Regions from separate parts of the Mus musculus genome. Here region 2 is linked to region 1. Evidence: chromatin contacts called from ENCODE Hi-C or POLR2A ChIA-PET data. All regions are on one chromosome and are shown on one strand. Each heading gives the region's core, a stretch centred on a gene start or an enhancer-like site at or near the end of the contact. The rest is flanking DNA. Distances are from core to core; before and after follow the strand shown.

Region 1 (2,739 bases), core at 182-2,681:
CTGATTGATAGGGGAGGGCCCAGCCTATTGGGCTACCTACCCCTAAGCTGGTGGTTTTGGGTTCTCTAAGAAAGCAGGCCGAGCAAGCCAGTAAGCAGCACTCCCTCCGTGGCCTCTTCAATGGCTTCTGCCTTTGGGATTCTGGACTGTCTGAGTTCCCGTCCTGACTTCCTCCAGTGGTGGACTGGAATCTGGAAGTATAAGCTGAGTCTAAGACGAGTAAACCCTTTCTTCCCCAACTTGCTTTTGGTCTTGGTGTTTTCATCACAGCAACAGAAATCTTACCTAACACACACTCACGCATGCGCGTGCACATCCTTTTGAGCCAAGGACATGGAAGAGTAAAGCTTTTTCGGTGGCTTAGGTTTTGAAGGCTGATGGCATGGGAAATTCAAAGCACAGAAAGGCTGGTCCTTACAGTGTTTTCCTAAAGGCTACTTAAACTTAGGTTGCATACATGGGAAGATAGCAAGCTCCATCTTGGTGATCTCACCATGCGTTGCTATCTTGGCTGTGAGTTCTAACAATGGTCCAATCTTTTGGGGGGCGGTCAGGAGATATTTTCATAAAGTCGTATCGCCACACAAATCTACATCATGGTCATCTACTGTGTATTATACTAGAGTACTTTCAGAGAACGAAGCACACATATGACTACGAACGTGAGGTTCTTTAAGCTACATTGATACATTTTAAGCAAGAGGACTCACATGACCAAGCCAGTAAGAAAAGGAATCTGCAGGCCAATTATAGAACAAACCTCCAAGTTATATGTTTAAATTATTCTTGGTATGCTACAATAGAGAGTCAGGAGCGATGTTCCGAGAACTAGAGGGAACACTGGAGTCACACACAAAACAGAGACTTGCTTTTTCTAAGATATATCCTTTCTAAAAGTTCACTCTTTGAACTTTCTGCTATGAAGCAATCACCGATCCAAAAGGACAGTGAGTTCTCAAATAAAAAGCTTCCCACATACAAGCAATAGCCTCAGATGGAGCTACCGCAATGAACATGTCTATACTAAGAAGCACACACACGAAACCGCCATCTGTAATTATCTAGAGATATGGAAGTTATTTGTTCATTTTCTCACCCGTTCGCTCTACTCACCATTTATGAAGTATATTATTATGTATGTCCTATACATTAATAGTACAACAAAGTCAGCACATAAAACCTACTTGGAGGTTTGTTCTATAATTGGCCTGAAAAATCTTTCAAGGAGGAGCCTAAATTCAAGGTCAACCTGCGACTCAGTTAATCCTCCCCTGGGAGGTCAGACATCTTTTTAGGAAACTGGCCAGGCAGTCTGAAAGCCTGAGGGAAAGTGCCTGTCTGTGCTATTTTGGGGGAAGTGTGTTTACAAGGAAGCTCTGAGCCCTTATCACCTCTGAAGCTCGAGATTAGACTGCACTTGCCCAGTAACTTCCCTCCCGACCTGCTCTGCGCTGGAAGCACCCGCACTCCTATGAAGCTAAGTTGATCTTCTCTCTCAGACAAAGGAACCCGGAGTCTGTGTGTCTCTCCAGTGACTCTTCTTCTCTTCCTTTTGCTTTACTGTACACGGCTGTTCAGCTCTGTAGGAAAGGCACAGATAAGGAACTTACAACCATAGCTAATAATTGTGCATTCTAAGGTGGTGAGGGTTGTTATGTAATAAGCAGGGCAGTTATAAGAGCCAAAAATAAAAGGATTAGTTTAAGGAAAGACATCTAAGATAAAAGGGATGATCAAGGTGGTTGTCTGGCTGAGACAGAGCTCTTACGGAGGACAGTGTTCCAGGAGCCAGGGCAAATGTCTTGAGGTGGGAGTGTACCTGGAACCATTGAGTAACAGCCAGGAAGCTAGGAGAGATGCAGCCACGTGGATAGTGGCTAGGGGTAGCTTAAGTCAGAAAGGTAATGGACAGCTAGATCCTGGAGGGACTTGTATGCTCTAGGAAAGGGTCTGCTTTTCTGAGTAAAATTGAGGGCTCTAAGTTGTAGACTGGTATAACTAGATTCACATGTTAAAAGTCCATTCCAATTCCTCTGCTGAGACGGGATGTGAGGGCTAAAGTTATGTTTTAAGATTAAATTGCTCCCGGGCAGTGGTGGTGCATGCCTTTAATCCCAGCACTTGGGAGGCAGAGGCAGGTGGACTTCTGAGTTCGAGGCCAGCCTGCTTTACAGAGCGAGTTCCAGGACAGCCAGGGCTACACAGAGAAACCCTGTCTCGATAAACCAACCCCCACCCCCACCCCCCACCCCCCAAAATTAAATTGCTACAGGTTGGAGAAGTGGCTCAGTTGTTAAGAGCACTGACTGCTCTTCCAAAGGTCCTGCGTTCAATACTCAGCAGCCACATGGTGGCTCAAAAACATCTATAATAGAATCCGATGCTGCCTTCTGGTGTGTTTGAAGACAGCTACAATGTACTCATATAAATAAAATAAATAAATCTTTTTTAAAAAGATTAAATTACTATGCTTAAGAGATCTGTCAGACAATAAATGTCTCTAACTCTAATTCAGTTCTGTGTCATCAGGCTGGAGATGCTTTGTAAGACATCAAAATGATGGTGCCAACTAGGCACTTGGTTCTACATGGCTCAGATTCAGGGGAAAAGAAACAAATGGAGAAATAAGTAGTGGAGACATTAATTTCAGAGTTATAGGTATACAGGCAATATGTAAATTACTAGGAGTTGACTGGCCCACAAAGGGAGTATGAGTCCCAAAGTCTTAGTCCTGGTATG
Region 2 (2,790 bases), core at 128-2,627, 47 kb after region 1:
TACTTGTTCTTTAGTCTAAATGCACACAAAACTGTACTATGGCCCAAGGCATTACAGAGGAAAACTTAGGTATCAAAAAAATAGCCTTTTTTCTTTTGACAGAGGGCTTATTTGTGAAGGATTAGGCGTGGTGTGTGTGTTAACAATCAGTGTAGCATGAAAAAAACAGACGAGGCGACTGTGTGAAAATATAACACCTTCGATATGCACGGGACTAAGAACCAATGGTCCAGGTCTTGCAGAACACAACTCTATGATTAAGCTTCATGGCTCACCAGCCTCTCTTTTCAAGATTGGTTTGCTTGGCAATCCAGCCCTCTGGCCATGACTCTGTATAGGGATGTGAGACCGAAACCCCAAGATCCTGCGTGGCTTTCACTCGGCCGGAGAAAAGTGACAGGGATGCTGGCGGGAAAACCCTGCAGGCCAAGTTTCCCCCCCACCAAGCCGGGCTCCCCTCCCCCTTCTGGCCACCTTCGCCAAAGAGAAGGATCCAAAGAGAAAGTATACAATCCAATCAGCGAAGGCCTCGGAGAAAGTTGATCGTGGCACCCATTTCCCATCCGCGGGAAAAAGCCAGGCGGCGGCTGAGTGGCTGGAGAGCGGCAGCTTGTCCCCCAGCGCCGGGATGGCCTGGCGCCTCGGGAGGGCCGGGGACTAGGCCCGGCCACCCGCCCGCCCGGGAAAAACTCCTTCCCTCCCGCGCAGCCCGTGCCTTCGGGCCCGGGCGCTACCTGGGACGCGTCCCTGGGGGTGGACAAAGGATGCGCCAGGGACGCCGGGACGCGGACCAGCCCCGGGCGGCCAGAGCGGACAACGGCCTAGCGGGGAGATGGGGGAGGGGGTGGCTGGAGACCCGCCGGACCGAGGGGTGGGGCAGGGCCTGTCGCGAGGCCCGGGCGGCGGCCGCCCTCCACCTCTCCCCCACCCCGAGGTGGGGCGAGGGTCGGATTTCAGCCTCACCTGAAGTCCTTGTCGCTGGATGTCATTTTCTCCAGCAAGTTGGAGATGTGGTACGAAGCGCTCGCCATGTTGCCGGCCTCGATCCCGCCTGCTGGCTCAGTGGCTGCTGGGCCCCGCGGCCGGGGCTCCTCCTCTCCTTGGCGGCGGCGCCCGCTTCCAGGGTCGCACCGCGACGCGGACTGGGGAAGGCGCTCCGACGCGACGTCCAGTCCCCGGCCAGACGGGGATGGGGAGGGGAATGGCTGCCCCGGGGGGGAGGTAGGGGAGGCCGAGAGTGAGTGACGGGGACGGCCTAACGACGGCGCTGCTCGCGGGGCGCCGAGCTCATGGGCGGCGGGACGGACGGCTTGGGCCTCGCCGGGAAGCCAGACACTTGCGTTCGGGCCGCCTCGCTCCCACTCCCTCCGCACTCGCTCCCTAGGGCAAGAGGCCAAAGCCCGCCTCCTTCGCTAGGAGGGCGGGGGCGGCCGACGCAGGGCGCTGCGGGGAGGCGGGGTCGGAGGTCACCGGGGCTGCCCGGCGCACTCTGCGCAGTCGCGGTTTACAGGGACGCTCCCGTTGGCCCGGCCGGCTGTCTGTCTTCGCACGGGCCGCCTTTCGGGCGGAATGGCAACGCCTCGAGGGGCTCTTCTCGCGAGACCTTAAAGCGACGGTTAAAGGACGGGCAGTGAGCGTCCAAGGCCGGAGTTCTGCAAACGCTCCTTGCTCCTCCCTGCGACATTAAGAAGGAAGGTCTATGCGTTTGAAAGCGCGTGGGGCTTGTGGGTGATGATGCTAAGAGCTGGCCTGGAGGCCAAGGGGTGCAATGGAAAAATGAGCTCTCTTTCCGAACGGTACGCGTGGCCGAAACTGTCCCCTAACAACCATGCTGTATGGTTGCCACGTGAGAACTACGACTCCCACAATTCAATTGGGGACACACGAAGGACGTGATTGGCTCTTTGAACCTGGAGTTTCTTTATTGGTTCCCGTGGTCGGAGAGAATGCTGGGATTTGCAGGCAGGCAACGCGGGTTATGCTAAATAAAATCTTTCCATCGGCGTGTGCTGTTTCTAAAGTGTCTGTTTCCCTGAAAACATCGCCCACTCCCACCCCCACCCCCGTCCTCATGTTGTTTTGGGCAAGCGCCTTGCAAAATTCAGTGTTTTGGTAGGGGCCTAGTCGAACCTTAGTACTAATCTTTGCTCCGCTAAAAGGCCTCAGGGCCACAGTTTGGACGTAATCCTTTTATTCATCCCGGAGCCACTTTTTTTCTGTTCCATTTAGGTCCTAGTAAGGATTCTCTCCCAATGCCAAACATGGATGGTGCACGCCTCTAATCCCTGATCAGTAGAGGCAAGTGTAGGAGAGCCTTGTGGGTCTCAAGTATAAAAGCTAGCTTGGTCTCTAAATCGAATCCTAGGCCAGTTAGGGGTATCTAGTGCAAACCTGTCGCAAATAGGGGAGGTGGTGGGGAAGTATCATTGCAGATTGTGCTCTGAGCCTACATCTTTCAATAGTCGGCTTCTGTGCACTTAGTTATGAAATCTAAGTTTTCCTATGTGCTCGGATACACCAACACAACCACCAGAGATCAGAGGTGACATGTACAACTGTTTGTTTACTCTCCAAGTTTCCCTAACCGTTCAGTATTTCACAAATAGCCCAAAGAAGAGTTGGAAGGATCAGAGATTTAGGTTTGGTTTGCTTTTCTGAGATAGAGTTTCTCTGGGTAACCCTGGCTGTTTTGGAACTCAATCTGTAGACCAGGCTGATCTCAAACTCAGATCCCCCTGCCTCTGCCCCCCTGCCCCTCTGACCCCCTGCCCCCCTTCCCCTCTGCCCCTC

The links. Hi-C counts contacts between places; a loop is a spot of excess contacts on that map. ChIA-PET counts read pairs that join two places held with the same protein, here RNA polymerase II (POLR2A).
Region 2: a map of heart shows a loop between it and region 1 (2.4-fold over the local background). The contact joins the promoter of Cand1 here to the enhancer-like site in region 1. A Hi-C loop is called at or near these places in 1 of 37 maps with a recorded cell type or tissue (heart). POLR2A ChIA-PET finds 5 or more read pairs at or near these places in 2 of 5 experiments (Patski and embryonic stem cell).

Annotation. Positions count from the first base shown.
Region 1 is chr10:119,191,345-119,194,083 of GRCm38, forward strand. No RefSeq gene overlaps it. Among named protein-coding and RNA genes, the nearest start is that of Cand1, 47 kb to the right of the region's middle. Within about 2 kb of position 1,432, at least 1 of the 3 ENCODE cell types and tissues checked has a DNase peak (open chromatin) inside an H3K27ac peak, as active enhancers do; it is heart, where a contact is called at or near this core.
Region 2 is chr10:119,238,678-119,241,467 of GRCm38, forward strand. Cand1 (cullin associated and neddylation disassociated 1) reads right to left here and starts at 1,378. Exons shown (of 15, transcript NM_027994.1): 1 at 964-1,378. The coding sequence starts at 1,031.